Linked DNA regions of Mus musculus: region 1 is linked to region 2. The links are chromatin loops, found by intact Hi-C in ENCODE. Cell type or tissue: heart. All regions are shown on one strand. Each heading gives the region's core, and the rest is flanking DNA. Links, peaks and the distances in the headings are about the cores only.

Region 1 (15,439 bases), core at 2,933-10,932, 52 kb before region 2:
AAGCCAGGTGGGGACACAGAGGGAACACAGGTGATGCAGAGAGGAAATTGCGGACCAGAGACCCTATGTCCTAGTGACAGCCAAAGAGCCAGACAGCCTCATCTCTTCGCTTGCACGGCCCCGAGTTTCCCTTGACCGTCTGTCTCCCAGTTCGAGCTATTCCCTCAGTGTAACAAACACTGCACAGAGAGCTTCAGCTTCTCTTTCAAGGCAGGGTCCATCAAGGGAGGCATATCCTTGGCCTTCAGGACAACTTCATGGGCCTCCTGGAAGAGGCTCTCCCCCACTTCGGCTTCTACTCTCTGACGCCAGGCAGCCAGTTTGGGTCGGCTCTCAAAGATTTTGCAGCCAGCACTGACAGGCTGTGGGGAGAAGGAGTCAGGTAGAGGGGATAAGTTCCACAATCTACAGGCAGCATGCCTGCCAGTATTTCCCCCACTATGTTGTCCCTTCCCCCACCATGTGTGAAGTGCCTCTTGATACCCCTATAGAAAGGATTTATGAGAATTTACTTTGTAATGATATGAATAAGTGACTGTTCGAAGCTCAGTCATAAATTGGGCATTTTATGTCACTACCTCCCAAGACTTAGGACATACTGGAGAAGACAAAGAATATACAAGCCTGAATAAAAGGGAAGGGAACCTGTGGGAACCCTGGCTTCCAGGTATGGAAAGGCGTGGCATTTAAATATTATTGGGCCCATTAGCATCCTGTCCTGGAAGGATGAAGGACACATGAGCGTCTCATCCCCTCTCTGAGGATGATGGTTAGGAGGAAGGGACGATTTCTTCAATGGCCACTTGGTAAGGTGTCCATGCTCCTGAAAACAAATCCTCACCCATTGTCCTGTAAGACACACACACAAAGAGACACAGACACAGACACAGACACAGACACACACACACACACACACACACACACACACAGTAGAAGAGAAGTTAGTGGGAAGGAGACAAAGCAGTAGAAGGGGACAAGAAATTATCAAAATACATTATGTACATGTATGAAAGTATCATAATGACACCCATTACTATGTGCAATTGACATATGCTAATAAAACAGTTTAAAATTCACTTTAGAGATGAGGAAGGTGAAGGCGCCAAGGGAGGAGTGACTTATCCAGGGCCCCAGAGCCAGAAAAGGCAGCCAGAGCAAGGCTATCGGCTCCCTCCCAGGACTCTCCATCATTCAGCAAGCCATCCAACTCCACGACACTCACATGCATCAGCTCTGTGATGGCCACCAAGTCAGCCACAGAAATATGGGATCCTGTAAGGAAGGCCTGGTTCCGCAGGAACTTGTCCTCTAGCACCTGCAGGCACCCATCCAGTTCAGCCAAGGTGGATGCCAGCATCTCAGGAGGTACGGGCTGTCCCAGGAACACAGGGAACATCATCTGATGGACCAGCAAGAAGAAAGATTCGGCTCTGTCCAATATTCATCTTTTTGTCCCACTCTTTTCCATCCATCCATCCATCCATCCATCCATCCATCTAAGTTCTTAAGATCTTTCCTTTTCCTTTCCCCATATAAAATCATGCATGACTCTCTATTGCCCTTAAGACCAGGACCTCAACCGGAAACCCTTCCCAGTGTAGATCCCGCCATCACACCCCCATTTGGCATCCCCCTTGATTGTAAGTGGGACTTCTCAAGAGAAACATGGTAGTTGAAACACCGTGGAAGGAATTGTTGAGCTTTTAAAGCCAGTACTCAGGAGGGGCACCAGCATGAAATGCTGACAATCTGGGCTGGAATTCTAAGATCGTCAAGGTGACACATTGAAACAGAACTACTAATTAAATATTTATTTGTTTGTTCGTTTTTCGGTTTGTGTGAATGAGTGCACACATGCTCTCATAGGTGCACGTGCATGCCCTCTATCACCACAGCATGCTTATGGAGGTCAGAAGACAACATGCAGGAGTTGGTTCTCTCCTCCTACTGTATTGGATTGCAGGGATTGAACTCAGGTTGTCAGACTTGGTGATGAGTGCCTTTACACCCTGAGGTTTGTCACTAGCCCAAGAATTTTTCTTTTTAACAGGGAATGCCATCTCTGATGCGCCTTGGGAGCATCCCCACAACTCACCTTCTGCCACATGGCCCTGGTGCAACAACTCCGCAGGGCTGTGTGCTGCCATGCCAGGTACTCGTCTACACGAGCTCGAGTCTGCAGATCCTGAGGGTACCAGTGGTCGGGGGCCTTGTACTTTCTACTCAGATACAACAAGATGGCCACACTGGAGGAATGAAGAGAGATGGAGAACACTCCCTGGTCATTCTTTTTTTTTTAAAGTTTTATTTATTATTATAAATAAGTACAGTGTAACTGTTTTCAGATACTCCAGATGAGGGCATCAGATCTCATTACAGATGGTTATGAGCCACCATGTGGTTGCTGGGATTTGAACTCAGGTCCTCTGGAAGAGCAGTTAGTGCTCGTAACTGCTGAGCCATCTCTCCAGCCCTCTCCCTGGTCATTCTTAAGTCACCCTGGTCTAGGACTAGGGTGTCTTGTGCCTGAATTTCTGCAATCATTTCTTACCCAGCCTGGGGACCCTTTCAAATGCAAGGGAAATGGGAGCTCTCCTCTGCTCAGGTTCCCCTGGGGTACTTCCTTCCTGCAGGACTGGTCAGAGCCTTTCTCTATTCCCTACCACCACCACCACCACCACCACCACCACCGCCGCCACCACCACCACCACCACCACCACCACACTGCTGTGGTTGCCTGCTTCACCTCAGGGGTGCTGCCTCAGCTCTTCAGCCCATACCTGCGAATGGTCTAATGTCACAGCCTTCACCTTTGTCCTTCCAACTAGAACACACTGCCCACAAACCTGGTACATCAGTACAGGAAGTTCCTGCTCATTTACCACCTCCACAGCCAGCTTCTCTTTCATGTCTCACTTGAAATCACTAACCCTGACCCCCCAACCTGTCTTGTCCCCACTGTACTCTCCACCTGTCACCTTACTGTCACTCCCCCCTCCAAAATGCAAGTCCCATGGGGGCCCAGACTATGATCTGCACAAGCTCCAAGGTCAGACGGCAACCTGGTGCTAATGGGTGCTCAGCGGAGGGCAACCAAGTTCAATGGGTGCTCCTTTGGCTTCTAGGGTAGCTCCTCCCTCCAAGATCTGTGGTACTCCAAGACCTGGTGCAGCCACTCTCTTTGGCACTATCATTCCTCCTGAGCGCTGGGCTCTCAGGGAAGGGGCCCGGAAGCAGTCTGGGCTCCCCCATCTCCCTGCCTCAGTTTCCTCATCCATGAGATACAAGGGGGGTGAGGCATACCATGTGTTCAAAAGTCCCATCTCAGCCCCAGGTACCTGCTTGGGTGTTACCCTGGAGCAGACACAGAAGCCATAGTCCAAGTTGGCAGCATCAGGCCCAGACAGGTGGCTTGCCCCACACAGCTTGGTTGCAAGCAGGGAACATGTTACCTCTCTGCCAAGACGAAGTCCCCATCCTTCAAAGCTGGCACCTTCCTCAAAGGGTTCACCTGGGCGAAGGAATCTGTGTACTGCTGACCTGAGGAAAGAGACCAGAGCATGGAGCTGAGGACTCAGAGACTTTTTAAGGTCTGCTTGTCTCCTTCTCTACACTCAAGCACCAGTTTTCCACAAGAAGCCTCGGTGAAGAGGAAGCCAACAGGCAGGGCAGCGGATCCTCTCACAAATCCATTTGCCTTCACTCCTGGGAAGCCTGGGTCAGAGTGACTACTTGGGTCTGGGAAAGATTCTGTACTTGATTCTGTGCAGCTATGGCCCATACACATCCTAATGCAAACACCCAGTCTTATTCCTGGGCCCTGATCATTCTTTCTATCCCAGGCAAGAACTGGGTGGGTGTGGTAAGAATTTTGGTGTCTTTCTTAAAAAAAAAAAAAAAAAAAAAAAAAAAAGCACAGAAATATTATGGGACTATGTCTTTGTTTTAATCCCAGGTATGGGAATATAGGGCTGCTTCCCAGCAGGTGACTATGATTTAACTGGTGCTCTAGCAAAGGTGTGGTTTTGCCAGCTGCAGAGAATTGTTGCAATTGTATGACATTTTGGAACTCTGGGGAATTTTCGGAAGATATACAAATGCTTGAGCCCTGATGGAAAGGGCTGGTTGGCCAGCTATTGGTTGGGTGCTGTTGGCTGTGCTTTGTCCAGTAGTCATGTGTGAAGAGCTGAAAAGAAGAAATTTGATATCCTAACAGTGAAGATCAAACTTGTCCAGAGGAACTCCATACCCCTAGTCAGCAGGAAGTAATCTAATGATACAATGTTCTTCTCTTTCCCTTCCATCCTTTTTTCCCTTCTATCTAGTGTTAGGGGGTTGAAAGGGTGGAAGAAGAGGGGTGGAGAATGGCAAAAGAAAAAAGGAACCCCAGAGTTGGAGAGATGGCTCAGCAGTTAAGAACACTGACTGCTCTTCCAGAGATCCTGAGTTCAATTCCCAGCAGCCACATGTTGGCTCACAACCATTTGTAATGAAATCTGATGACTTCTTCTGATATGTCCAAAGACAGTGACAGTGTATTCATGTACATAAAATAAATAAATAAATTTTAAAAAAGAGAAAAAAAGAAGCCAAAAAGTAGTCAAAAGTCCCATTACAGGTGGGTTCTTCTATCCAGACCGGGTAACCTGTGTACACATCAGAGCTCCAACATCCTTTTTCTCGGTTCTTAGCTCAACATAGCTCTTGCCAGAACAAGTTTCCCAATCTGCCACTAGGAATCCAGCAGCTCTATACTTCTTTCTTTTCTGTGCCAAGCCCTCAGAGCTCCCTCTTTACTTGAGATTCCCAGACAGAACCAAACCCCATGCCTAAACCAGATCTGACGGTACAAGGTAGGTTGCCTGGTCCATGTGAATGGAGTCAGAGGGCATTTGGGGAACTCAGGTTCTTCTAGATCCATCTGCGGATCTGTCTTTCCTTCCACTGAATGGACTCCATTGCTTTTGCCCATTCTCCTTTCACAAACTGTCCATGTGCAGCCCCCGTCTTGCGACTCAATCTGGATGTACTGAAGAGGTACTGGAGCTAAATAGGACTCAGCTAAATAAGAAGTTCTGGAGTCTCTGCTTGCCCCTCCCCCACCGACTCTCCAAGCTCCGGTCCAGTTGTAACTCTGCCTCTACTGAAACCTGCTTCAGTAGCTGGGTTTCTGCCCCACTCCCCCCGTCCCCCCCAAGGCTAATCAGAGCAGTGATTTTCCAACTCAAGGCAGAGTGGCCCCTCCCACTGTCCTTTCACTCAACCCTCAAGCTGATTGGCAACTTTTATAGAGTTAACATCTAGAAGCAGGTGTGTTTGTGTGTGATCTGGGGGAGGAGGGGAGGAGAGGGGGGGTGAAGCGGGTCTGGCAAGCCTGTAATTCAGCTTCTTGGGAAACTCAACCAGTTCAATGTTTCACTGGGCTAACTGAGAGCGCAACACCGGGACTCACTTGCACCCCTCGCCTGACTGCCAACGGCTGCATAAGTTCAGCAGGCTGCAGACTTCCGGGCCAGCCAGCAAAGCCCACCTTTAAGCACCTGCATGGTATGAAGTTGTAAGAGGATGCTGTTGTTCTTACTGCGACTCTTTCTCAAAATGACAAGTAGAAAGAGCTTTGGGAGCATGGCTCGGTGGTGGCATATATAATAGATATCCTGGTTCGGTCCCCAGTAAAATACACACACACACACACACACACACACACACACACACACACACACAACTAATGGCACGCAAGCCTGGACACTGGAGGGGACTTGCTCTGGTGGACAGGAAACACACAAGAGTCTTGAGTGAAAGATCACCCACCCAAGCAAAACAACCCTTTTCTAGCCCAGCATGCAGAAATGCAAGACGAGGTTCCCTCATTTAGGAAAGGAGTTAGTTCAACTTTTTTTTTTCTCTCCAAAGTCTTTAAGAAGGATCACCATTCTTAAATCTCCAAAGGTGAGATTTTCAAGCCCAGCTCCCCTCCTCTCGCCGTAGCTTCCAGGGCGCCTTTGCATCCGGTATTGGGACTGATGTTATTCACTAGGAAAAGGTCCTTTAAAAATTCACAGCTGATAACTGATACAACTGCTTTCTCACGGGAGCGGCTTTTGCACACCTGGCCTGGCCAGTCACCCACCCGCTGCAGAGGTGGGAGGTGCTCCGTACAGAAGGCTGCACACTTCCCAGCCTGCCAACTGAGCCCACCTTTAAGCAGCTCTATGGTACGCAGCTGGAAGGGGATGCCGTTCTTCTTGGCGAAGATGTAGACAGCACGGCAGGGTTGGGACATCAGGTCCAGGTAGAGCTCCAGACCCATGGCGGAGGCTGTGGGAGTAGCCGCTGGCAGACCTCGGGAACTAGCCTCGGGTGAACTGCCTCTGGGGACAGAAGCCGGAGCAGCCGCAACGGCGAGCAGGAACGGCTGGGTCCCAGCTCCTCAAGTGCCTCTTAGCCTCGATCGGAGCTCGATCCCAATCTTCCTTCCCATTGGATGACCACAAGAACTTTGGGCCAATCAGTGCCGGACTGCAAGTTAACCCCCGAAACAGATGAACCTGAACTATGAGCCCGAGTCTTGGTTTGGAGCCAAACTGGCCCCTGTACCTCCGTGCTTCAGCCAAATGAGGAACGGAACCCAGTAAAGGAAAAACTGACACAACCGGCGTCTCTATTGGTGAATTTAGGGGCAGATTAGCCGTGCTAACTGCCCTCAAATTCACTTTCTTTCCCTCCACTCACAAAAAAGGTTGAGGGAGGAGTGGCTTCGGAGATCCTTGACACAGAAAGGAAGAAGGAAGTGAGACTACCAATCCCATCCAGTTCCTTGGGCCCAGGACTCAGGTTGGTTGTAATGAGTGGCCAAGTATGTAAATGCTAGGTCCACACCCCGTGAGGGAAATGATCAGGCCTCCTTATTCTTATTTATTTCACCCCAGCTAATCCCTCTAGCAGGAGGGAGGATTGAAGACATGCCTAGGATTGGATAAAACTTCTCCGCCTAATGCAAAAAAAAAAAAAAAAAAAGAAAAAGAAAAAGAAAAAAAAGAAAAGGAATCTTCAGTGGCAGCCAGGGGCACCTAAGTCCTATATGACATCATCATTTCCCCAAATCTCCAAATGATGGGGGAAAACCAACTAACCACCACCACCACCAACAACAACAACAACTACAACAACAACAACTACTACTACTACAAGGGCTGGAGAGATGGCTCAGCAGTTAAGAGCATTGACTGCTCCTCCAGAGGTCCTGAACCATCTGTAATGGGATCTGACATCCTCTGCCAGTGTGTCTGAAGAGAGTGACAATGTATTCATAGACATAAACAAATAATTCTTTAAAAAAAAAAGTGTCTTGGCACCACAGATTATTGGGAAACTTGAGAATGGCTTTGTCTTCCTGGTTCCAGACATTTTTTTTTTAATTCTTTAATTCCTTTTTACAGTTCAGTCTTCATCCCCCTCCAGGTCACTACCACCACCCCCATCTCCTGTCTCCTCTACCCCTCCTCTCCAAGAGGATGTCCCCACCCCACCCCCACCTCACCAGACCTCCTCACTCCCTGGGGCCTCAAGTCTCTCACTGAGGCCAGACCAGGCATTCCTCTGTTGTATATGTGTCAGGGGCCTCGAACCAGCTAGTGTATGCTGCCTGGTTGGTGGCTCAGTGTCTGAGAGATCTCAGAGGTCCAGGTCAGTTGAGACTGCCAGTCTTCCCATGGGGCTGCCCCTCCTCCTTAGCTTCTTCCAGCTTTTCCCCAATTCACAGGGGGGCCGAAGCTTCTGTCCATTGGTTGGGTGCTTGTGTCTGCATCTGACTTTCAGCTGCTTGTCGGGCCTCTCAGAGGGCAGTCATGCTAGGCTCCTGTCTGTAAGCACACCATAGCATCAGTAATAATGTCAGGCCCTGGGGCCTCTCCTTGAGCTGGATCCCAAGTTGGGCCTGTCACTGGACACCCTTTCTCTCAGGCTCTTCTCCATTTTTGTCCCTGCAGTTCCTTCAGACTGCAAGAATTCTGAGTCAGAACTTTTGACTGGGATGGGAATCCCATCCCTCCACTTAATGTCCTGTCCTGACTACAAGCTTCCCTCCCCACTGTAGAGCCCTTCATCCAAAGTCTCTCCCTTTTGAGTCCTGAGAGTCTCTCACCTCCCAGGTCCCCAGTTCATTCTAGAGTGTTCCCCCCACTTCCTACCTCCCGACCAGACGTTCTCTCTAAGGAATACCTATCCCCCTCGTTTAGTGTCTGTTTGCCATAGTGGAAGCTGACCTCTCTAAACTGGAAGGGAGAGGCCCCTTCATTTCCCCACCTCTTCCCTTTGGTGTGTAACGGGTCTCCACAAGTCACCTTTGTTTACCTCTCCCCGTCCCCACTCCCAACTACAGCAACATCCAATCTTTCAGCTTCCTTCCTGGCTGCCTTCCAGTCCACTCCCTCACCCCCAACTAGAATACTATCCCAGAACACAACTGAGCCCTTCATTCCTTTTTTTTTTTTTTTTTTTTTTTTTTTTTTTTGTAACTCCCTGAGACAGGGTTTCTCTGTAGACCAGACTGGCCTTGAACTCAGAAATCTGCTTGCCTCTGCCTCCCAAGTGCTGGGACTAAAGACATGCGCCACCACTGCCTGGCAAGCCCTTCATTCCTAGTCACAGTTTGTACCCAAGAGTTTTGAGCATGACCTCTGACCAGGTATTTCCTCCTCTTGACCAATTCTGTAGGTCAGGAAGGTTTGATGATCCTATGAAGGGACAATGTTCAAGAGGCTGGTCCGGCCAAATAATGCATTCCCATGCCTGCAGCTGAGGCATCTGCGATTTCATTCTCCCAGGTCCAGAAGTTTGGAAGGCGGCTGTGATTTGGCTTGCTGTCTGTCTTTGTCGTTCTGTTTCATTGAGATACAATCTCACACTGTATCCCAGGCTAGCATGGATCTCAATATGTAGCCCAGGCTGGCTCTGAGTTCTCAGTGATCTCCTTCTCCTCCCTTGTTTCATCCCTGCTGAGTGCTGGATCCCATACAAGAGCTACCATGCCTAGCTATGACTTCATGGCTGGCGGCAACCATGAGAGGGTCAACGATCCCCAAAGCCTGGGAACCGGAGCTGTCTTTCGGGAAGACAACTGAACGGGATTAGAGGAAGAGGGTTAAAGAAACAACACGGAGAAATTAAAGCCCAAATCAAGCCCCAGTTTATTACCCAGACTCAAGGGGAAAGTAGTGATTATAGTTGAGGTCATGTGTGGCTATCACAGAAAAAGGGTGAAGATGGAGCTGAGCCTGAGAGCCATCATGGTGTGAGGAGTGAGGTGCATCCCCAGTGTAATGCAAGTTGTGAATTGTGAACTGTGAGTTGTGAACTGCCGCAGCTGGTGCAGGGATGAAGCGTCTGACGTCACTGGATCATTGCCAGCACTCTGGGCATCAGCTTCTGCTTTATGATGAGGTCAGCAGGGGGACAGTCCTTCACCTTCAGGATGACTTCATGGGCTTCCCGGAAGAGGTCCTTCCCCACAGCTGCCTCCACTCGCTGGTACCATGCAGCCAGCCTGGGATGCCCTTCAAAGACTGGGCAGCCACCACCTACAGGCTATATCAAGAAGGGAACAGAATTTACGGCTAATTTTGCTTCTTAACTTGACACACATAGAAAGAGAGAACTCAACTGAGGGATTGCCTCCATCGGATTGGCTTGTAGGAATGTCTATATGGGGGCTTAGTCCACTGTGGTGATGTTAATTCTGGAAAGATGGACTTAGACTATATAAGAGAGCTGAATGTGAGGCCAGAGCAAGCCAGTATGCAGAGTTTTCCCACTGATAGTTCTGCTTCAGCTCCTGCCTCTAAGTTCTTGCCTGGAGCTCCTGCCCTGGTTTCCCTTGATAATGGATGGTAACCTATACACTGAAGTTAACTCATTTCCTCCACCAAGTTGTTTTTATCATGATATTTATCACAACAACAGGAAAGGAAACTAGAATAACAGATTGGTGCCAGAGGTATAGGGTTGCTGTAACTGACCTGACCACATTGTTTTAGGAGGGAAGGGTTGGAAAAGCATTTGGAACTTTGGGTCTATAAAAATCATTGAGTAGTCAAGAGATCAATAAGCTGTTCTATGATAGCTTGAAAGATGCCATTGTGCAAGACACGCAGATGGTGGAGACCTGGTTTGTAAAGTTTCAAAGGGAAGTTTGAGAGTCCCTCGAAGATTCTGTGAGGGCCACTCGTGTGGCATATTAATAATCTGCAGAAGTAAAACATTCTGAGCTTCCGTGGGACAATGGCTACTGGTTAGTTAGGACTGAAAATGCAGCTGTAGTTTATCAGACCAGTGTCATTGAGGGAATGTCTTCTGGGAAGTATTTTCCTCAGGGTCAATACATAGAAGCTGTGGCCCAGTAGTAGGGTGGGCCAAGGCTGTCCACAAAGCTGGCAACAGAACTTGACAAATAATGTGTAGGAGTCTCCCACATGGTACTAGTTCTGAAGGCATGAAGGGGTCATTAAGAACAACTGAGGCTTGGCACTCTATAGAACCAGAAAAGGACATTGGTGAGAGTGCAATTTTAGTGCTAACGGCATGTTAAAGATGGCAGGACTATGGGGTGACTGTCAAGGACAGTGACAGATATGGCATGATTCCTGATCAAGCCAACAAGACAAGCTATATGGTATGTATATACAGCCCAAGCCCTTTAGAGCCCAGTAGGTCTCCAGTGAGTCACAGATGTCAGACATGGAATGTTGTATGCTGTAGGATTTTGGTTAAGTTTCAATCTGATTGTAACTGTGCCTTGCTTCTTCCCTTATGGTACAAGAAATGCTGTGATTTATTTAGTGGGCTTTATGGTATCCCAAAGTTAAGAGACTCTGGATTTTTAAAGAGAACTTGTATTCTGAAATCATTTGGACTTTTAAAAAGACTTTGAGACTCTTAAAATTGTACTGTGTTTTGCAATACTAACCTGAGATCTTAGGGATAAAAGAAACGAAAGACTGTGGTTAAACATTGATGTGTCTGTGGGACAGGCTGATAAGGAGTACAGTGTACTGGTTGGGTTTTTGTTTTTTGTTTTGTTTTGTTTTGTTTTTCCTACTTCTCACAAGGCTAGATACACCTAGGAAGAGAAAATTTCTTCTGAGGAATTGTCTCCCTCAGAATGGCCTGTGGGCATGTCTGTGAGGTGTTTTCTTGGCTGCTGATTGACATAGGAGGACTCAGTACATAGTGTATGGTGCCATCCCTGGTGATGGGCCTGTGCTGTATTAAGAAAGGTTGTAGGAAAAACCAGTAAGCCAGTAAGCAACATTCCTCCCTGATTTCTGCTTCAAGCTCCTGCCTTGAGTATCTTGCCTTGGCTTCCCTCCATGATAGAGTGTAAACTGTAAGCCAAATAAACCTTTTCCACCCTAAGTTGTGTTTGGTTTAGTGATTTATCACATTAATAGAAAAGCAACCAAGAACAATCAATGAAAGCAAAGACAGACATTACAAATCTGGAAGGAGTCTCCACACATTTGCATATCCTCCTACAACTAGTGAGGATAGCAAAAATGGGACTTCTCTAACTAGCCAGAATTCCCTGTATCTTATGGACCCATTTGTTGAAGTTGGTTTTTGACTATGTATTATAATGCTAATAGTGGCCCCCAAGATCTGGCTGCCCCAAGGATGAGAGAATCCACACATACACCAAATGATGCTATTGACCTTGCTCCTTAATTGAAATCTATTGGCTGAATAAAGATGCCAACAGCCTATAGTTTGGCAGAACAGAGATAGGTTCCCAGACTTTGGGTCTGAGGCAGGAGATCACTAGAGGAGAGAAGGTGGAAAGAGGAGAAGATGCCATGGGGTAGGTGAGTCATGAAAACATGGCCATGAGGGCTGGCCAATTGAAGTTAAGAACTGCCCAGATGGGACAGGGCACGTTATAACTTGGAGTTACTGATGGGGAAGTAGGTTATAATAGCTTAGAGGGTAAATGTCTGCCCAGCTCTAGTGCATTAAAGGCTAGCGAGCACATTATAAATATAAAAGCTGTGTGTCTTTTGTCTAGAAACTGAATGATCAAGGTGAGGTAGAAACCCCTGACCTGATGGAGATTTAACAATTACCACAGCATCCACCATTCTTAGAGCACTCACATGCATCAGCTCTGTGATGGCCACCAAGTCGGCCAGGGAGATGTGGGGCCCAACAAGGAAGTCTTTGTCCTGGAGGAACTTGTCTTCAAGCACCTGTAGGTTAACATCCAGTTCTGCCAACGTGGCTGCCAGTGTTTCAGGAGGTATTTGCTCACCAAGGAAAACAGGGAACATCACCTGGGAGGGAGGGAGGGAGGGAGGGAGGGAGGGAGGGAGGGAGGGAGGGAGGGAGGGAGGGAGGGAAAATAAGGAATTGGAACGAACCAGCTGAGGGGGGGGGGGGTCATGCCTCCCAATGTCAGGACTGCCTTTTACTTTTGTGCCTCTTCCTTGGTGGCCTGCCCAGACCCACAGGGGAATCCCCAAGTGACATTTTTGTCTACAAATAAATAGTCCTCCTTTCACCATCTCTGCTTGGCTGGACCTCAGAAAGGACAATACTTTATTAATGACTTAAATGGGGACCCGAAGAATAAATAGATCTAATATTTTTGAGGAAAGAAGTCAGGTTAGGGACCATGGTCATGGGTCACTCAGTGTTAAGAATAAAGCGATCGCTTTGACTTGCAAACATCATGAGTATTTTAACGACATGAATAATGTAAGTCACTCAGATAGCTTCTTCGTACAACCAAGGGACAAGGCAAACTAAACTTCACCTGGAAGCAATCCCAGCAGAAGAGCAACAGTGAAGGGGTCACAGTGCCTGGTGTCAGACTAACCTACAGAGCTACAGTAACAAAAAACAGTATGGCACTGGCAGGAAAGCAGCCATTCTGCCAGTGTAACAAAATAGAAGACCCAGAAACAAACCCACAGAGCTACAGCTTCCTAATTCTTAATGAAAGGGCTAAAAACATAAACAGGAGAAAAAGACACCTCAATAAACAGCACTGAGAAAAGTAGATACCCATTTGTAAAAGAATGAAACTAGATCCAAATCTTTTACCTTTATAAAAAAACAAACCCAAGACAGGCATGGCGGTGCTCATCTTGATCCCAGCACTCAGGAGGCAGATGTAGATGGATCTCTGAGTTCGAGGCCAGCCTGGTCTACAGAGTGAGCTCCAGGACAGCCAAGGCTACACAGGAAAACCCTGTCTCAAAATTCATTCATTAACTAATTAAGGGCTGGAGAGATGGCTCAGCAGTTAAGAGCGCTGATTGTTCTTCCAGAGGTCCTGAGTTCAATTCCCAGCAACCACATGGTGGCTCGCAACCATCTATAATGGGATCTGATGCCCTCTTCTGGTGTGACTGAAGACAGTGGCAGTGTGCTCATTTAATAAAATAACTAAATCTTTTAAAAGAAAAAAATTATTTAAAAAACAAACAAACAGATGAGCTCCAGGATCATCAAGAGACCCTGTCTCAGAAAGTGGGCATAGAGTCACTGCGGGAAGGCACCTGATGCCTATCTCTTACTCTATAAACACAAACCCCCACATGCAACATATATGCACAAATGCATTAAATAAATAAAATAAACAAAAGCCAAATGGCCATAAGTTTTAAGAAGGATGCAGGGGAAGCCCTCTCATATGCTGCTAGTGGGGAGGCAGCCACCTACAGCCGGTACCAAAGCTAGTGCGGACGCGCCTCAGAAAACTAAATATGGAACATCAGAGGACTCAGCGACACCACTCCTGGGAAACTTAGTTGCTATAAGGAAAAATGATATGTTAGTCAGGAAAGGGATGCCAAAAGAAAACTCAGGCTATAAAACGAAGCAAAAAAAGCCAAACTCAGAAACACCCACACACGGGTGTATGAGACAGGGTTTCTCTGTGTAGCTCTAGCTGCCCTGGAACTCGCTCTGCATACCAGGCTGGGCTCAAACTCAGAGATCTGCCTGCCTCTGCCTCACAAATGCTGGGACTAAAGAGGTTCATAAAGTAAGAAAAAAGGCCACGATAGAAGACGAGATCTTAAGAAAATAGGAATGAAAAAAAGTAAGGGAAAACAAAAAGAAAAACAGAGTAATGGGATATGTGTGTCATGAAAGTAAAAAATGGGGGCTAAGACCTGGTGAGATGCCTCAGGTGAAGGCACTTGCTGCCAAGCTTCCACCTCAATGGTAGGAGAAGACCATCTCCCCAAAGCCATCCTCTGACCTCTACACAAGCACTATAGCGCACATTACCTGCCCACGCGCATGTGCGCACGCACGCATACACACACACCACACACACACCACACACACACACACACACACACACACACACACACACACTCACCACACACACACAACGCACACCACACACACAACACACACACACACACTCACCAACAAAAACACGCAAAAATTAAATTAAAATGTAAGTCTAAAGAGAGGGGGAGGGGCAGAGGACCAGCAAGAGCTGATTAGGAGAAGAAAGCATAGTGGGGGAGGGGATGAGTAAGACCAAGCAGGTCTGAAAAAAAACGCCACAAGAAAGTCCATTCCTCGGTGCATAGGTGGAGAACCACCAGGTTGGTCACATAAGTCCCAGGACTGAACTCTGGACGGTTGGAACAGGCTAGGTAAGAAATTTAGTGGCCTTCCTGGCATTGCCCCACTAGGATTACTCTATAAAATTGATTTTCCCCCCGATAGCATAATGGCTCTGGTCCCACACGGTAGTTAATGGCTGAAAGACCATGGGGTCTTGTGGGACATATTTTATTTGACCCAAACCAGAGGTTTGGTTTTGTTCCTATTTTGAAACAGAGCTTCAGATGGCCCAGGCTATGTACAGAGCTGAGCTTGACCCTTGACCTCTATAACCTTCTGTGTTTACCTCTGCTGCTACCTTCCAGGAGCCTTGTCAGGTGTATACCACCACTCCCAGATCCAAACCAGAGTCCTTTATTATATAAATATAATATAACATATTAATTATTAAATATAATATTAAATGTAAAGTTTATAAAAATAACTTTATTTTTGGCTTCTGATGCCCAATCTTTCCCACCTTTAACAGTTGTCCTAAGATGCTCTCCCTTCTCCACTCTTTTAAAGAAAGGGTCATACTATTTAGCCCAGGTTATATCCAACTCACAATCTTCCTGCCTCCACCTCCCAAGTGCTGGGATTACAAGCTTGCACCATGACTGAACTCAGCTTTCCTACCTCCGGCTTAGAACCGCTGTGTCACTGAAGCATGGCTGGCTCAGGTCACCTGATAAAAGTGGGTCCATGTTACTCATTAACCAGAGCCACAGGCAGCTAGATGACACCCATCTGACTTTTCCTGGAGCTGTGATAGAACACTCTGCAAAGCAACTGAAGGGAGCGAGGCCCACAGTTCCAG
Region 2 (15,439 bases), core at 2,684-10,683:
CCCAGGGAGTGGCACTGTTGGGAGGTGTGGCCTTGTGGGTGTGGGCTTTAATACCCTTGTCCTAGGTGCCTGGAAGTCAGTCTTCCACTAGCAGCCTTCAGATGAAGATGTAGAACTCTCAGCTCCGTCTGCACCATGCCTGCCTGGACACTGCCATGCTCTCACTTTGATGATAATGGAATGAACCTCTGAATCTATAAGCCAGCCCCAATTAAATGTTCTGCTCTTCCAGAGGTCCTGAGTTCAATTCCCAGCAACCACACGGTGGTTCGCAACCATGTGTAATGGGATCTGATGTCTTCTTCTGGTGGTTCTGAAAAAGGCCTCAGTGTGCTCATATAGATAAAATAGATAAATTGAAGAGAAGAAGAGGAAGAAGGGGAGGCTTATTCTGGCTCACAATTTGAGAGTGAAGTTGGAGACTATAGAGGCCAGGTGGCAGGGATAGGAACACCCAGTTTCATTGTCGCCACAGCCAAAGCAGAAAGAGATAAATCCTCGCATTCTTCTTTTCTCACTGTCTTGGATCCTATCCGATGAGATCAAGGCACGCATATTTAGGAAATCCCTTTACAGACTCGCCAAGAGCCAGTGTTTCCTAGATATTTCTAAATCCAGTCAAGCTGACGAGATTAACCGTCAAACAGAAAGGGAGTTGGGACTTTGTTTGCCAACACTGATCTTTTACTCACACCTGAACATTTAACCAGGTTCTCCACGGCTCTGCCATCAGGGAAGGAGCCCCGCAACTGCTTCCTGTCTGTGCCGCATCTTTATTTGCTCCACTTCCGGCCTCCCAGGAAAGGCTCACTGCCATTAAAGGTCTCCTCCTGCTTCCTCCCTGGACCATGTTTCGGCAGGCATTTCCTTCTGCAGGGACCCAGGTCTGCCCTCTGTCTGGGCCTCACTCATCCCTGTTAGCATCTCCACTCCACACGAGGGAAGCAGCCCTACCCTGTGGGCTAGCATCACGGAAATGTCTGAAGTTCAAGTCTGGTCACTTTGCCCCTCCGTGCGGTACTCTCTCCATGTGCTCACCATGGTCACACCCCCTAGGCCTATTTTGGCCTGGGCACTTCTGTTGTGGTGTGGAGGGGTAAGCTATGGGCAGCAGAGTCACTGTGGACCTGGAGGACAACTCCTGTGTGCAAGGGGAGCCAGGGTTTGGCTTCCATACTGGAAGATGCTGATTGAGTAGGGTGTGGGGTTGGCTGCAAGCCTGAGTCACCCAGGCCTTCCTGGGCTCCTAGCCAAGACCTCCTAGGAAGTTGGCAGGACCCCATTCTGAAACCTGAGGAAGTAAGAGTCATTCTCTGGACCTGACACACAGAGTTTGGCCATGCTTATCACAGGCTCTGAAGCCAACCAGTAGTTAGGACTGTGGGAGATGGATACCCCCAACACACGCGTAGGCACGCTCACACACACACACACACACACACACACAAATTCATACTGTGTGCAGATGACATCTTCCATGGTTTCAGGAACAGCTCATGGCTCAACTGGATGAGTGAAGTCCCCTCCACACACACCCTTTTGTCACTCTGACTGTGTCAAGCAAGATCACTGTGCCAGCTACTTTATGCCAACTTGACACAAGCTAGAGTCATCAGAGAGGAAGGAGCCTCACTTGAGAAAATGCTCCATAAGATCCAATCAGGGTGTAGGCAAGCCTAAAGCACATTTTCTTCATTAGTGATTGATGGGGGGAGGCCCAGCCCACTATAGGTGGGGGTATCTCTGAGCCGGAGGTCCTGGGTTCTATAAGAAAGCAGGCTGAGCAAACCAGTGAGCAGCATTCACTCTGTGGCCTTGGCCTCTGCACTAGTTCCTGCCTTCAGGTCCCTGCTCTGTTTGAGTTCCTGTCCTGAACTCCTATGATATGGAAATGCAAACTGAATAAACTTTCCCATGACCTTGCTTTTTGATCATGGTGTTTCATCACAGCAATAGAAATCCTAAGACAGTCACTGTGATCAAGTAACAGGATGTGGCTGCTGTCCCTGGAATGAGGAACTAGGACACAGGTGCAGGGCTGAATCTTGGCTAGGACCTAGCTTCTCTCCAAGGATAGGCTCTGCTCTGGAAGCCATAGGGAACACAACCAACTTGCTGTTCCAAAGTGGAGGAGGAGGGCCTGGGCTAGGAGCCAGAGTTGGCCTATAGCCCAGGCAAACAGAATCTGTCTCATGAAGGCAAGTAGGCCCAACAGAGCAAGGGGTCACCCACTAAGGCCTGGGGTAGGAATCTGGGCTCTGGTCTGACATGCTCAAATGTGCCAGAATCCCCTGGCCCACACTGCCAGGAGCTGTCTCTGATTCATCAACCCAGGCAAGCTCCCCATTGCTTGAGAACCCATGCCCTCTCCACAGTACACAGTTCACTGACTTCCTGAGAAGAGGTTCTGTTCAACCAGATAGGTCAGTGATTGGCAGACCAAAGAAATGATTCTACCCAAGTCTAGCTTAAGCTTGGTGGGGAATGGGTTTCCTGGGGTTACTCGCAGGAGCATGAATAACACAATAGCCATGGCGTTACTCAAAGGCCCATCAGTCTTAGGGTTTCTATTATTGCAATGAAACACCCTGAACAAAAATCAAGTTGGGGGGAGGGGAGGGTGTATTTGGCTTACACTTCCACATCATGGCTCATCACCAAAGGAAGTTGGGACAAGGACTCAGGACAGAAACTCAAACAGGGCAGGAACCTGGAGTCAGGAGCTGATGCAGAGGCCATGGAGGAGCATCATCAATATAGTATACCAATGTGATATTTTGTGGAAGAAACAGATGATCAAGATACCTTGTAAGTTATGACATAGGGTAGGAGAGCTAATTTATCCTTAAGGCAAGCCTGTAAAGGTGTACTGCTGGTCTTGCCAACTGAAAGCAAATTGCTTCTAGAGATCTTTATGGACAACTACCAGAAAAGGGGTGGGGGGGGGGCATTTGCTAAACAAACAGCTGTATACCAGGTACCAGGAGAGGTGGTAACTTGCTCAAATAAGAACACTACATCTGGTACAGCAGCTGTAGTCGGAGTTACTACCTGATTTAGTTTTCAATAGTCAACTGTCATTCTCTATGATTCATCTGTCTTCTGCACTGGCCAGATAGGAGAGTTAAAGGGAGATGTGGTGGGAACCACCACCTCTGCATCTTTCAAGTCCTTGAAGGTGGCACTAATTTATGCAGTTCCTCCAAGGCATGTGATACTGTTTCTGATTGACTTCTTCCATTTAGCATAGTCCTAAACAGCATAGCCCTCTTTCCATAGGTCAGATCTGTCACAGCAGTAACCCACAATCCTGGTGCCAACTTTTTTAGGATTTCTGTTGCTACAACAAAACACCATGGCCAAAAAGCAAGTTGGGGAGAAAGGGGTTTATTTGGCTTATACTTACATATTGCTGTTCATTTTGAAGGACAGGAACTCAAACAGGGCAGGATCCCGAGGGCTGCAGCTGATGTAGAAGCCATGGAGGAGTGTTGTTTACTGGCTTGTTTCCCCTGGCTTGCTCAGCCTGCTCTCTTACAGAAGCTAGGACCACCAGCCCAGGGATGGCACCACCCACCATGGTCTGGGCCCCTCCCTGAAATGATCACTAATTGAAAAAATGCCCTACAGCTGGATCTCATATAGGCATTTCCTCACCTGAGGTTTCTTCCTCTCCTCTCTGATGACTGTAGCTTTTGTCAAATGGACACAAAACTAGCCAGTATGCCCAGCTTTACTGCTGATAAATTAAAATTTGAGTGTATTTTTTTTTTCTGGGAATTGAGTAATCAAAGGCGGAGCAGAAGCCTCTGACTGAGATGGAAGATTTTCTGTGATGTAATACTGACTTTCCTGCTGTGATGACCTCTATGATAATCTTAGCTGTCTTTGCAGCATGTTAATATCTTGTTAACATTTTTTCCCCATTTTCTGTTTTATAGGAATCCTGTGACTCGCTTGTGGAAGTCAGAGGACAGTTTGCAGCACTTGGCTTCTCTCCTTCCACTCCCTAGGCTCTAGTGATGGAACACAAGTCAACAGCCTTGGCTGTAAGTATCCTCAGAGGCTGATCCATCTGGTTGACCTCTTAATTCTTTTTTTTTTTTTAGGATTTATTTATTTATTATATGTAAGTACACTGTAGCTGTCTTCAGACACACCAGAAGAGGGCGTCAGATCTTGTTACGGATGGTTGTGAGCCACCATGTGGTTGCTGGGACTTGAACACTGGACCTTTGGAAGAGCAGTCGGGTACTCTTACCCACTGAACCATCTCACCAGCCCAACCTCTTAATTCTTAATGTTAAATCCTTTCTGTTGTGTGTTCTCACCCATGGACACACTTGGAGGCTTACATAACAATGTAAATAAATCAGGTTTGTTGTTACTTGTAAACTATCTGAGGAGATAAAAATGTTTGCCCAAAGACATCTTATTTATTCTTACACTTCAATGACTAATTCTTGTAAAACACCATCTACCTCCCTGAATGGCTTGTTATGATCATTTTTTTTGCCCGTGTAATAATTTTATGTGGATTGTTATGTGACTTTTCTATGATTAACCATAATGTTTCACGGAGTCATAATTTGATTCCATGCATATTATAGGACAGTATAATAAAACCAATTAACGAGCTGGGCGTGGTGGCGCACACCTTTAGTCCCAGCACTCGGGAGGCAGAGGCAGGTGGATTTCTGAGTTCGAGGACAGCATGATCTACAAAGTGAGTTCCAGGACAGCCAGAGAAACCCTGTCTCAAAACAAACAAAAAAACCAATAGCTCTTTATTCCTTAAACTATTCAGACTCTTTATTATAATAAAACACAGATGTCTACCAACTTTTGATTGGTTTCTTTGGGTGTGTTACTGTTTTTTTTTTTTTAAAGCATCTTTTATATATTATTGATTTGGGTCTCCTATAGGTTGTGTATACTGTACCTTAAGAGAAGCATGCTAAGGATAGCTGGTGTTCCTTTTAAAGCTTCTCTCAGAGTCAGAGAGGGAGCCAGGATAAAAGACTGGGGCAAAAAGAAACGTTAAGAAAAAAAAGGAAAGGGGTTGGTGAGATGTCTCAGTGGGTAAGAGCACCCGACTGCTCTTCCAAAGGTCCGAAGTTCAAATCCCAGCAACCACATTGTGGCTCACAACCACCCGTAATGAGAGTCTGAAGACAGCTACAGTGTACTTACATATAATAAATAAATAAATAAATATTTTTTAAAAAAAAGAAAAAAAAGGAAAGAAAAAACACAAAATGAGTCTTTATTGCTGGTCAGACCACTCAAGGAATCCTAGCAATTCGAAGCTGCATGCTGGCATGGACCTCCGGAGGGGGTACTGGTAACATTTTCTTGGCTGCCTGTCCCAGGATGCTCAGGATGGTGCTATGAGCCTCCTGACACAGCTCAGCACCCAAGAACGCCTCCACCCTCTCTCGCCATGCTGTCAGCTGAGGCCGTCCCTCAAACAGGTTATAGCCAAGAGCCACGGGCTGTAGAGACAAAGATGGGAAAGTCGAAGAGATACCGAGGGTCCCATTGCAGGCAACACAAGCATCATAGACACAGCCCCATGGGAGGTCTGGGGCACTGTGATCAGATCCAGGACCTGACAGCAGCCAGAAGCTGCCCCCCACCCCACTCCCCACTTCCCACCTAGACAGGAAACAAATCACACAAAGTTCCCCTCTATGGTTCTGGCTTTTCCCAGACCACAGTGCTTTGGACTTGGGGAAGTAGCAAAAAGAAGAGTCCGCCCTTAGCTACTACTACCCCATCTGCTGGTCTCCTACCTGCATCAACTCCTCCAGAGACATGAGATCCGCTAGCGTCACCTGCTGGCCAACAAGGAAGGCCCTGTCCCTGAGGAACTTGTCCTCCAGCTGTTGCAGAACCAGGACCATTCTATCTCTGTTCCGTTCCACCTTCTCCTGGGGAACCTGGACCCCAATGAGTGGCCCCAACACCTGGCAGAACGACAGAAGAGCTCAATCTATAAATAAGCCTGACTCTTACTGGGTGCCCAAGGTTCAGCCCCTCCCCAGAGGACCCTGGATACCTTGGTCCATAGGAGCACTCCGAAAGTACCACGGATGTTGTCGGCATGCCAGCCCAGGTATTCGTGGACTTGGGCACGGGCCTGTAGGTCGGCCGGGTACCAGTGGTCTGCCACCTGGTACTTGGAACTCAGGTAAATCAAGATGGCTGTGCTGGGAATCATAGAAGAGGGGCTATATGGACCATGGGAAGAGGGGATTTAAGGACCTTGGCTGTTTCCCATCCCTTGGCGGGGCCTTCAGAATTCTCACATTTGAAGTACTTCCCTCTGGTCTCACCACCTATCTCTCCATGACTCTTGCCTGTCCCCAGAGCCTTTCTTCTCTGCAATGTTGTGCATGGTGAAACCCAGAGACACACACAGACACACACAGACAGACACCAGCAAGAGCTCTGCCCCTCTCCAGGTCGCCTCTTTTTTTGATGTCGTGGACACTGACCCCTGGCCAGACCTTTTTCTCTCCGCCTTTCTTTTTTGGTGGTGGTTGTTGTTGTTTTGTGGGTTTTTTTTTGTTGTTGTTTTGTTTTGTTTTTTAGCTCTCTGACACTAGACTCTAATGGGAGAACCAAACAGTCTGTGAGCCCTGACCCTTTCATTGGTCTCCGGGGCCAAGCTTTGGCGGATTAAACAGGACATCTAGGAAGTTAGGAGAAGCCCTTCCTAGTCCTTTGTTGAATCTACATTTTTTTTTCCCTAACCCTTGACAATCGTCCCCTTGTCGCCTTCCAATACCCCTCAATCAGGATAGGGAGGCCTGGAGGGGGAGGGGGGGAGTCCAGCAGATGAAACAGGACAGAAGCAAGGGACATGCTGGATCAGCCCTCTAGTCTTCCAGGACCCCTTCCCACAGAGTCTGCTCTAGCCAGGCCCCCTCACAGCCTAGGGTCGGAGTCGGCCAGGGCCCCGCCCCGCACCCCACTCCAACGGAAGTGGGGCGGCCAAAGGGAGCCGGAGGAGGTAGTGAGGGCTCTGGGTATATTTACAGCTGCACCTTTCGGTCAACACGAAGCTTCCGTCTTTGAGTACAGGAACTTTGTTTAAGCAGTTCACCTGGGAGAATTGCTCGCTCATGTGCTGCCCTGGGAAGGAAGAAGCCAGAAAATGCGTGCAAGGACTCAAGCAGTATTCCTATTTTCCCCTTTCTCTTTGCAACCAGAGCAAGGTCGAAACGGCCAAAATCCGGATGGGCCGGGAACCAGAGGCACAGAGGTGGCTCAGCTATGTGTCTCTTCCCTGCAAAGTCTCCGGAATTTTGTGAATCTAAACACTGCGTGCCTTCAAAGCAGAAACTGTAGGAATCTTTCATTTTTCTCCCCACGTCCCAGGACAAAAAGTCTCTCTTGTCAGAGCGGAAGTTACGTTTAAAGAGGGCTCTGAACTGACTAAGACCACTCCAAAGAGAGCAGAGCATTCCTTGGTGGACGGCGCTGGGGGTGGGGGGGGTCAGATGATGGGGAGATTGTACCCAGGCAGAATGTGAAGGACTGACATGGTCTAGGGGTAAATGTGCCAACCTTTGAGTATATCCACGGTACGCGTCTGGAAGGGGATGCCATTCTTCTTGGCGAAGATGTAGACAGCGCGGCTGGGTTGTGACAGCAGGTCCAGGTAGAGCTCCAAGCCCATTGCCGGTAGCGACACAAGATGGTGTGCCGACTGCGTTCGATAACAGCAAGCTGGGGTCCAGCACAGCCTCAGTTGGCCAAGCCAAACGATTTCCTCCTCTGGATAGCTGACACCTGCTGATCTTGGGGAGGGAGACGCTTTGGAGGACTTTATACCAAAAGCAGGGCTGAGGTGCGCGCGCACTCAGACTGACTTATGCGATTTGCTCCAGCGGACCGTGGAGCCAGGAATCCAGCCCAGGACCTTAGTCTCACCCGGACGCGGAAATGGCCTAGCTGGGCTTTCGTGGACCCAACTCAGAGTTCTGTGGACGTAGTCGTTTGCGGGGAACTAGACCGCTCAGCTCCTAGCTCTCAGTTACTGCAGGAGGGGATCTTAGAGGCTGATCGCTGATCCTTCTTTAACGGGTGAAGCTTGTTGCAGGCTGCTAGAAACTTTGCCTTAAGGAAGAACTGTGGTTGGTCCAGCTGCCCCGTGCAAAACAGGTCGTCTAAGAACACTGGACCTCCCCAGATCTGTGAGGCTGGGCAGCAAAGCTTGAAGGAGTCACAGGACCACCTCTCTCGCCCGCCTCCAACACTCTCCACGGTAGCATCTTCCGATGGGGAAAAGAGGTGCCCATTATCACTGGCTTTATCTGAATCTTTTAGAGTAGCTATAGCCCGTGGGCCATATCGGGCACCAGAATGTTTCCCTGGGCGTTTTTCTTTTTTTCTTTTTTCTTTCTTTCTTTCTTTCTTTTTTTTTTTTTTTTTTTTTTTTTTTTGACATTGAGGGGTAGGGGTCTTGCTATAGCACAGGCTGGCCTCAAACCCTTCTGCTCCATTGATTCTCCTGTCTTAGTTTCCTGAATGTCTGGGACTCCCAGGTGAGACCTATCCTGCCTGGCTTTCCAGGGAATTTATGTTTGTTTGATTCATTTGGTTGGCTATTTTTTGTTTTGTTTTGTTTTGTTTTGTTTGAAACAGGGACTCATATAGTCCAGGTTGGCCTCAAATTCGACTTCATTTTCCAAGTGCTTAGGACTACAGGCATTTGCCATAGAACCAGTCTTACCCTGTGAGTTGATAGCTAGGAGCTGTGGTAGCCAGTAGGCTCAAACCGAGCTCTCTCAAGTGGCCCCTCCCCTCGCCCCTCCCACCGCCAGAACCGTCTGAAGCCAAATTGCCCTTTTACCTAAATAAGCTGGTGTTGTTTTTTGAGGAAAAGGATTCTGAAAAACACAAAGCTGTCCCCAGAGGAGCTTCTTCTGCAGCCCTGCACCGCACGTGGCTCTGCTCGTGCAAATTCGGTAGGGAGAGCATGTGATCCAAGATGACTGTACCCACCCAAGCCCTCTGATGTGATTGGCCCCTAGAAGTCTCCTGGCCTTGTTTATTTCACGTGCTTCCCCTAGGTCAGACATCCTCTCTCACGGGATCAGATATGGCTCTTGAATGGATGGACCCCTGAATCCCGCCCCGAAACACCCCCCCCCCCCCCCCCCCGGCTTTCACCCTGCAGACTCAGGTACCTGCTTCGCTACTCTCCGGAGAGTCCCCTCCCACACTGGCAAGGAACTGGTTTGGCTGCCTCACTCCCCTCTTCCATCTCATCCTCTCTTCCGGCTTCTTAACCCCTCCCCCCCCCCAAAAAAAGGGCTTCCTTGAATCTTGACAAAAATACCCCTTTTTTTTTTTTTTTTTTTTTGCTACCCTCCCTTTTTGACTGGTAATAGTTTTCATCTTGATTGTCAGATACCTAAAGCCAGAGTGAGTGGTAGTTTGAATGAGAAATGCCCGCCCCCGCCCCACCTCCCCACAGCCCATAGTTTCCTGCGTTTGAACCTAGTGTATGAACAGACCCCAGCTGGTGGTCTGTTTTGTGTGGGTTATGTAGCTTTTAGGTTGTGGCACCTTGCTTGCTACAGGAAGTATGTTGCTCATGGCAGTGGGGTTTGGCAGTTTATACCCTGGGCCACCTAGGGGGAGCCTATCTGACAAACAGGACAAAGAAAATCAGTAGCTAGAACCTGGTTTCATGACACAGCATTTGTTTAGCATCAGTGAACCTAGCCCTGGATTCAACCCTCCACACCACAAAACAAACAAAAAAACTGAAGAGAAGCCAAGGTTCACAAATCACACCGAACGGTGGTTACTGAAGTGGTGGGAATAAAAGTTGGAATGGCTGACTGCCAGAGAATAGTTAGTCTTCAAACGTGTTGACCTCATTCTGTGGAAACAGCTAATTTGTTTGAGGAAATTTTGTTGTTATTCATTGAGACAGGGTCTGTCTATATAGGCTGGCTGTCAGGGAACTAACTATGTAGAACAGGCTAACTCTGAACTCACAGAGATCCTCTTGCTTCAATCCTGGAATTAAAGGTGTGTACCACCATCCTGGCCTCTGGCTAGGTTTTCTTAGCTCTTCTCATCTTTTAAATTATTATTGTTACATACATATGTGTGTATGTGCACAGATTATATAAACCTGCTAGCTCTATTTTTTTGTTTGTACATATAAACTCAAGGCTGACAGTTCTGCATTGGACAACCAACTAAGGAGTTCATTCCTATGAGAGGCTAATTCTTCTCTATTAGTGGCCAATAGTTCTTTGTCTAGGGTTGGGACCTGGAGACTTTCTCCCTTCAACATTAACATGTCCATAGATATTGCCATTGCTCCAGTATAGTTTGTACAGCCATTTCTAGAGACTGTTTCGCATCAGACTTCCTGGTATTCTGGTTCTTACAGCCTTTCTGTGATGTTCCCTGAGCCATGGATTCAGGAGCCACGATGCGGATTATCTGACTGGCATGCACAATATGATCTTACAATCATCAAAACATTAGATATCCTCTAAATGTTCTTTATAACAGATTGCAAACTGCTGTAGTGTGACCACTGGGTCATTCATCTTCCTCGTCTCTCGTCACACAGCCGTACCTCAGTGAACAGCGCAAACGCAAACCACGAAACCAGCTACAAGAATTTTGGACAGCCGCTCTCCTCTGAACGCCAGCTCCCATACCTACCACCAGGGTGGGCGTCCGAGAGTTACCCTCGGCTCCCTACTTCAGAGGACTACCCCACGAAGGGGCTTCTGGGAAATGCAGCATTTCCCGCCCTCCTCCGAGAGTCCGCTGCGCAAAGCATGCTGGGAATCCTACACTGCAGGGAGGAGAGTCAGCGGCCTGTTGGTTGCCTTGGCAACTGCTCACGCGAGCAACGGGCGTGAGCTGGTCCGTTAGGGGCAGTAGACTAGCTGCCACAACCTCTAGAGGTCATTGCCTCCCGGATTGGAAGGGTTGATTGTGGGGAAACTCCCCGCAACGGGAGCAGAGGGAGGAAGGGAAGGAGGGAAGCTGGCCAATCGCGGAAGGCTGGGAATAGAGACTCCAGCAGAGCCTGCACTTCAGGCACTTCAGGCCTTTCCTAGGAACCTGGTGCAGGCTGGGTCTTTTGGAAGGAACTATGCAAGATCCCTGGAGATGGGAACCGGGATTGGAAGTGGGGCAAAAGGGGGAAGAAAAAGAATGGGGGAAGCTTTGGTAAAGCTTAAAACAGTGCTCACCCACGCTCTCCCACTCCTGTAAACCGAGTTTTCTGGCAAAGCCATTTTTTTAATGTGCACGATAGGATCAGGAGAGAGCAGGAAAGCGGGGTGGGGTCGGAGGCGAAAACGGGCAAAGAAAACTCTTAGGATTGAAGTCCGGCTCTGAAACGTGAGGAAGTCAGGATGGCTGTTTTCTCTTGTGGCTGGAAGTTTTGCCCACAGCTCTTTCCGGATCTCTGAGTCTCCATTTTAATCACACTGGAATGTACCTCTAGCTGTGAGATCTTTACCTATAGAAAGGAGGGAAAAGGTGGCCAGATGCCAATTCGAGATAGAAAAAGATTTACCCCTGAGGTCCAGTCTAGAAGCAAGCAGGGCTTTTTAGAGAAGTGTGCCCTTGGCCATATCAGAATCGCTGCCGTCCCACTACAGGGCTTTGACACTCTCTCCCTGTCCTCATGTTCCTACTTTGTACATCTTATATCAAGACACCTTGGGTGAACCAGCCACACTGATGGATGGCCCCTGCTGGGGGACATCCTAATAGGAAGTCACCGAGCTCCTCAAGTTTTCTTAGGTGGCTTTGTTACTCCCTAAATTATCACATTATTTCCTTCCTTCCAGGGGTGGTTTCAGAGATCTAGTGATAGACTGAGAGCAGTTGGGTCTCCGATTTCTAGAGAAACTCCTACTCCCAGGGTTTTGAGAAACATTGAAGAGAAAAATAGTTGGATATAATTTGTAGTTGCAGCCTGTTGCTATCATATCGTCCTCACTTCCACATTTGCCAAGAGAGATTCATCAGTTTGAGGGGGAGGGGGTGTCTCTATGCCCTCTCTTTGCACCAGTGCCCTTAGCCCATGCTCCTGGATTTGAAATAAGGGTCCTGTCAGTTACTAGCTGAGTGACCTTGAGCAAATCAAATTTCAGTCCTTTCCCGCTTGGACCGAGCCAAGAGGGTCCTTCAAAGGAAACCATGTGACCAAGGTCTTTCTAGCTCTGCTCGGAGGCGGGCAGCTGATGTTGGGGGACGGGGGATAGGGAAGAAAAGGGTTGATCTGAGAGCTAGCTCTCCCTTTTGTCACCAACTAGGGCCATCTCAAAAAAGCAGGTCATCTTACGCATCACCTTCAGTCCTGTCAATGCCAGCATGGGCCTCCGTTTCCTCATGTGTGACTTGGGGTGGGCAGAGGGAGTACAGCAGGCAACTGTGGTTCATTAGAATCTGGGAGCTTCATGGACGATACAATGCAGATGCTATCTTAGAAAGTGGCATTACGGGTAACCCTCTCAGAACCATCAAAGTTGGAGGCTGAGCCGTGAGCCTGTGAGGGCTCTGAGCAGAGTCTTTTGCAGTAGGTACGTCCCCTAAAGTTTATTTATGCACGTGGGTAACTCCAATAATCTAGGATGACACAATGACTTCAAAGTACATATAGATGTCACGCTGCATCCCCTCCAATCCTGTCACCTCAGCGTCAGCCCACAGCCCCAGTTCCCTCGTGTGACTGGGGGATTCTGAGTCATAAGAAAGTGACCTCAAAGTACACGGATGTCCCACTGAGCCCACACAAAATGAGTGCTCAGTTTTACCTGCTCCCACTGCCACAGGACAAGAGGCCGAGGGGTGGGAGTGGGTGGGGAACATTACAGCGGAAAGAGACAGTCAGCCACAAACAACTTTGTCAAAAATGTACCTGTAACATCTCAGAAAGGACCTTGCAAGAGCACTGCTTAGGACTCTTCCTGAGGCAGATGGGGGCCCTGGAAGGTTAATCTCTAGTTTAAGCTGCAGGTCTGTCATTCTTGTGGGTAAACTGCACCAATGTGGGATTTTTGCAGAATGAACAAGCCTCTGTTTCTACCCAGAACTCTCTTGCCTCTACACCCAACCTCACCTCACCGGCACCCTTCCCAGGGAGCTTCTAAGATGAGTACCCCTCTACCTTCAAAAACCCCTTCTCAGGACGAGCTCACACATCGCCTGACGGCTCGTCTGACAGACTTGTCCCACCCTCTCATGAACATATTGAGCTGGTTGACCAAATTTTGGGCCACAGATGGGAACCCTGGGAAAGGGTGAGAGAAGCAGAAGTCAGAAATGCCTTTGAGCGCCCCGTGCAAACTACTAATGGTCCCATGTCTCAAAACATGCTTTTGTGTAGGACTGTAAACGCTGAAAGCCTAAAAGAAGGTGTCACCAGGAGGCAAACAGACGCACAAGGATAGGAGAGTTGGCAGAAGAGAGAAGAGCAGTACACTCAACTCCCCTGGGGTGGGAGTTAGACCTGTTTGTTCCATCCATGTTCCGTTAATTGCTTTGTGCCAACTACTATGGTAAAAGCTGGCCCTTCCCTTCCCTCAATAGAAGAGGTTTCTTCGTTACTAACAGGCCTCCGTTTCACCTTTAAAAGTAGGGCAGCTAGTTCCTACCTCACAGGGTCATTGTGAAAGTAGACTAACATGAGGTACAAGTCCAAGTTGGGGGACATGGGAAATTTGGAAAGGCCATTTAGGTGGTATCCCCCACCCCCCCCCATGACTCAGTTGGTCAGAGCACAGCTGAGCCTAGACTTTGCCTGTTTGGGATACGTGGTCTCAGCCGTTAGTTGATGAGTAAATGGAGGCTCCTGGTCCATGCAGCCTCCACACAGCCTCCTGTGTGTATATGGAGACCTGTTTAGGGAGTCAGACATGCTGAGTTCAATCATCAAAGGTACCTAGAAAGCCTAGGGGCTGCTCTTTCTCTCCCAGCCTGGCTTTCCTGAGGACCATCGGGCAGAGAGCCAGCAGAAGGTGACCCAGAAGTCACACACACACACACACACACACACACACACACACACACACACACACATACCCACCACCCAGTGAGTACAGTGAAAAACTGACAGGGAAGTTGGCAGGGATGAGCAGAGTCCTACTGCACAGAGAACTTCAGGTCTCTAGGCTGGCTTTGCTAATCCGCTTCCAGCAGCACTTGGTGGCCGGGTTCCAGGGTTCCCAAATAGCTGGATGAGAGGGAGAGACCCAGACAGGTGGAGCAACCTCTTCCGCATCCATTCTTGTTTCTTGTTTTCCATTGCCTTCATCATCAGAACATAGTCGTCGTCGTCTTCTGGGATGGACAGGAGTGGGCACATTAGAATGATTTCCTGGTGGGTAGTTTCGGGTTTGTATCCAGAAGAGAAAATGGGTATCAGGGATCCCAGGTTCTGGCCTGCAGAAGTCACGGGGCGAGGTGGGGGGCACAGGGGGATGGAGTGGGGGGAGAAATCCCAGCCTGAGCGCACGCGGCACTGGGGATGACCGTTGGGAAGCACGGCTAGGAAGCAAATCAGGGTATCAGGCAGTAACCTCAGTGCTCCCCAATCACAGCCTGCTAAGATTTCATGAAAGGCCTAGGAGAACAGAGGCCTTCACAAGCTGGGCCCCTTGCTCTTCCTCCACTCAAAAGTGGAAAAAGTACCACTATGTACCCACAGGGCCAGGTGGGCCAGATTTCCCAAGACAAGACCCAGAAGAGCTAAATTGACACTGTTTAAGCAAAACCCTAGTGTCCTCCATATTGCTAGTTGCTGGACAGAGTTGGAGCCATTGAAAAGTGTGAGAGTTGGGAAGTTTTCTGGGTAGTCTCAACTATTCCCCACATAGACTAGGAGGCTGCCCCCCCTACACACACACACACACACACACACACACACACACCCCTCTACAGTCGACTCCTGCTTTTAGGGATCCCTAAGAAGTTTAGAGTCTCCCCACCTAGGCCTTGGAATAGGTTAGAATTCATGTTATTTAACTTGGAGTGTACTCTGAACCACAAACTAAAGTCTCTCTCTCCTCACCCCTGCCGTTCAATGCCCATAAATTCTGTTAGGTTCAACTTCAAAGTCTATGTTTAGTTATAAAGAAATATAAAAATGACAATGACTACTACAACAGAAACCAGTCAATATAGAAGTGTTGTCTCGTATTACAAATTTTCCTACAGTGCAATTCAGGTCAAAAAAAGAAAAAAAAAAAAGAAAAACAAAAACAAAAATTCCTTTCTCTTATAGGTTAAAGTCCAAAGAGATGAAAACTGACAGTATTTTATTGGCAAAGTATTAGCTATACAAAGTAATGGGTTTTGTTGTGACATTTTCATACGTGTGTCTAGTGTTCCTGCTCACCTACCCGCCATCCTTTCCTGTCCTACCTCCACCCGAGAT

The links. A loop is a pair of places that touch in the nucleus more often than their neighbours do. Peaks named below come from ENCODE experiments on the same cell type or tissue, not always from the same donor. Only the 100,000 strongest peaks of a DNase experiment are listed, where the experiment ranks them.
Region 1: it touches region 2 in a loop (2.4-fold over the local background); 24 of 42 quality-filtered maps call a loop at or near these places.

What each region holds. Positions count from the first base shown.
Region 1 is chr10:75,774,649-75,790,087 of GRCm38, forward strand. Gstt3 (glutathione S-transferase, theta 3) reads right to left here and starts at 6,766. Exons shown (of 5, transcript NM_133994.3): 1 at 6,199-6,766; 2 at 3,453-3,540; 3 at 2,096-2,246; 4 at 1,223-1,399; 5 at 1-362. The coding sequence starts at 6,310. The coding sequence ends at 165. Gstt1 (glutathione S-transferase, theta 1) reads right to left here. Exons shown (of 5, transcript NM_008185.3): 4 at 12,147-12,323; 5 at 9,165-9,585. The coding sequence ends at 9,391. In heart, for the core only: no CTCF peak of the experiment used is centred there; a DNase peak (open chromatin) is centred at 6,493; H3K4me3 peaks cover 1,776 bases; H3K27ac peaks cover 584 bases; H3K27me3 peaks cover 3,423 bases.
Region 2 is chr10:75,826,600-75,842,038 of GRCm38, forward strand. It overlaps Gstt2 (glutathione S-transferase, theta 2), which reads right to left and starts at 8,282. Exons shown (of 5, transcript NM_010361.2): 1 at 7,576-8,282; 2 at 7,053-7,140; 3 at 6,062-6,212; 4 at 5,796-5,969; 5 at 5,246-5,495. The coding sequence starts at 7,687. The coding sequence ends at 5,286. In heart, for the core only: a CTCF peak has its summit at 5,833 (motif pointing left); DNase peaks (open chromatin) are centred at 5,832, 6,952, 7,902, 8,942 and 1 weaker place; H3K4me3 peaks cover 3,194 bases; H3K27ac peaks cover 2,756 bases; H3K27me3 peaks cover 432 bases.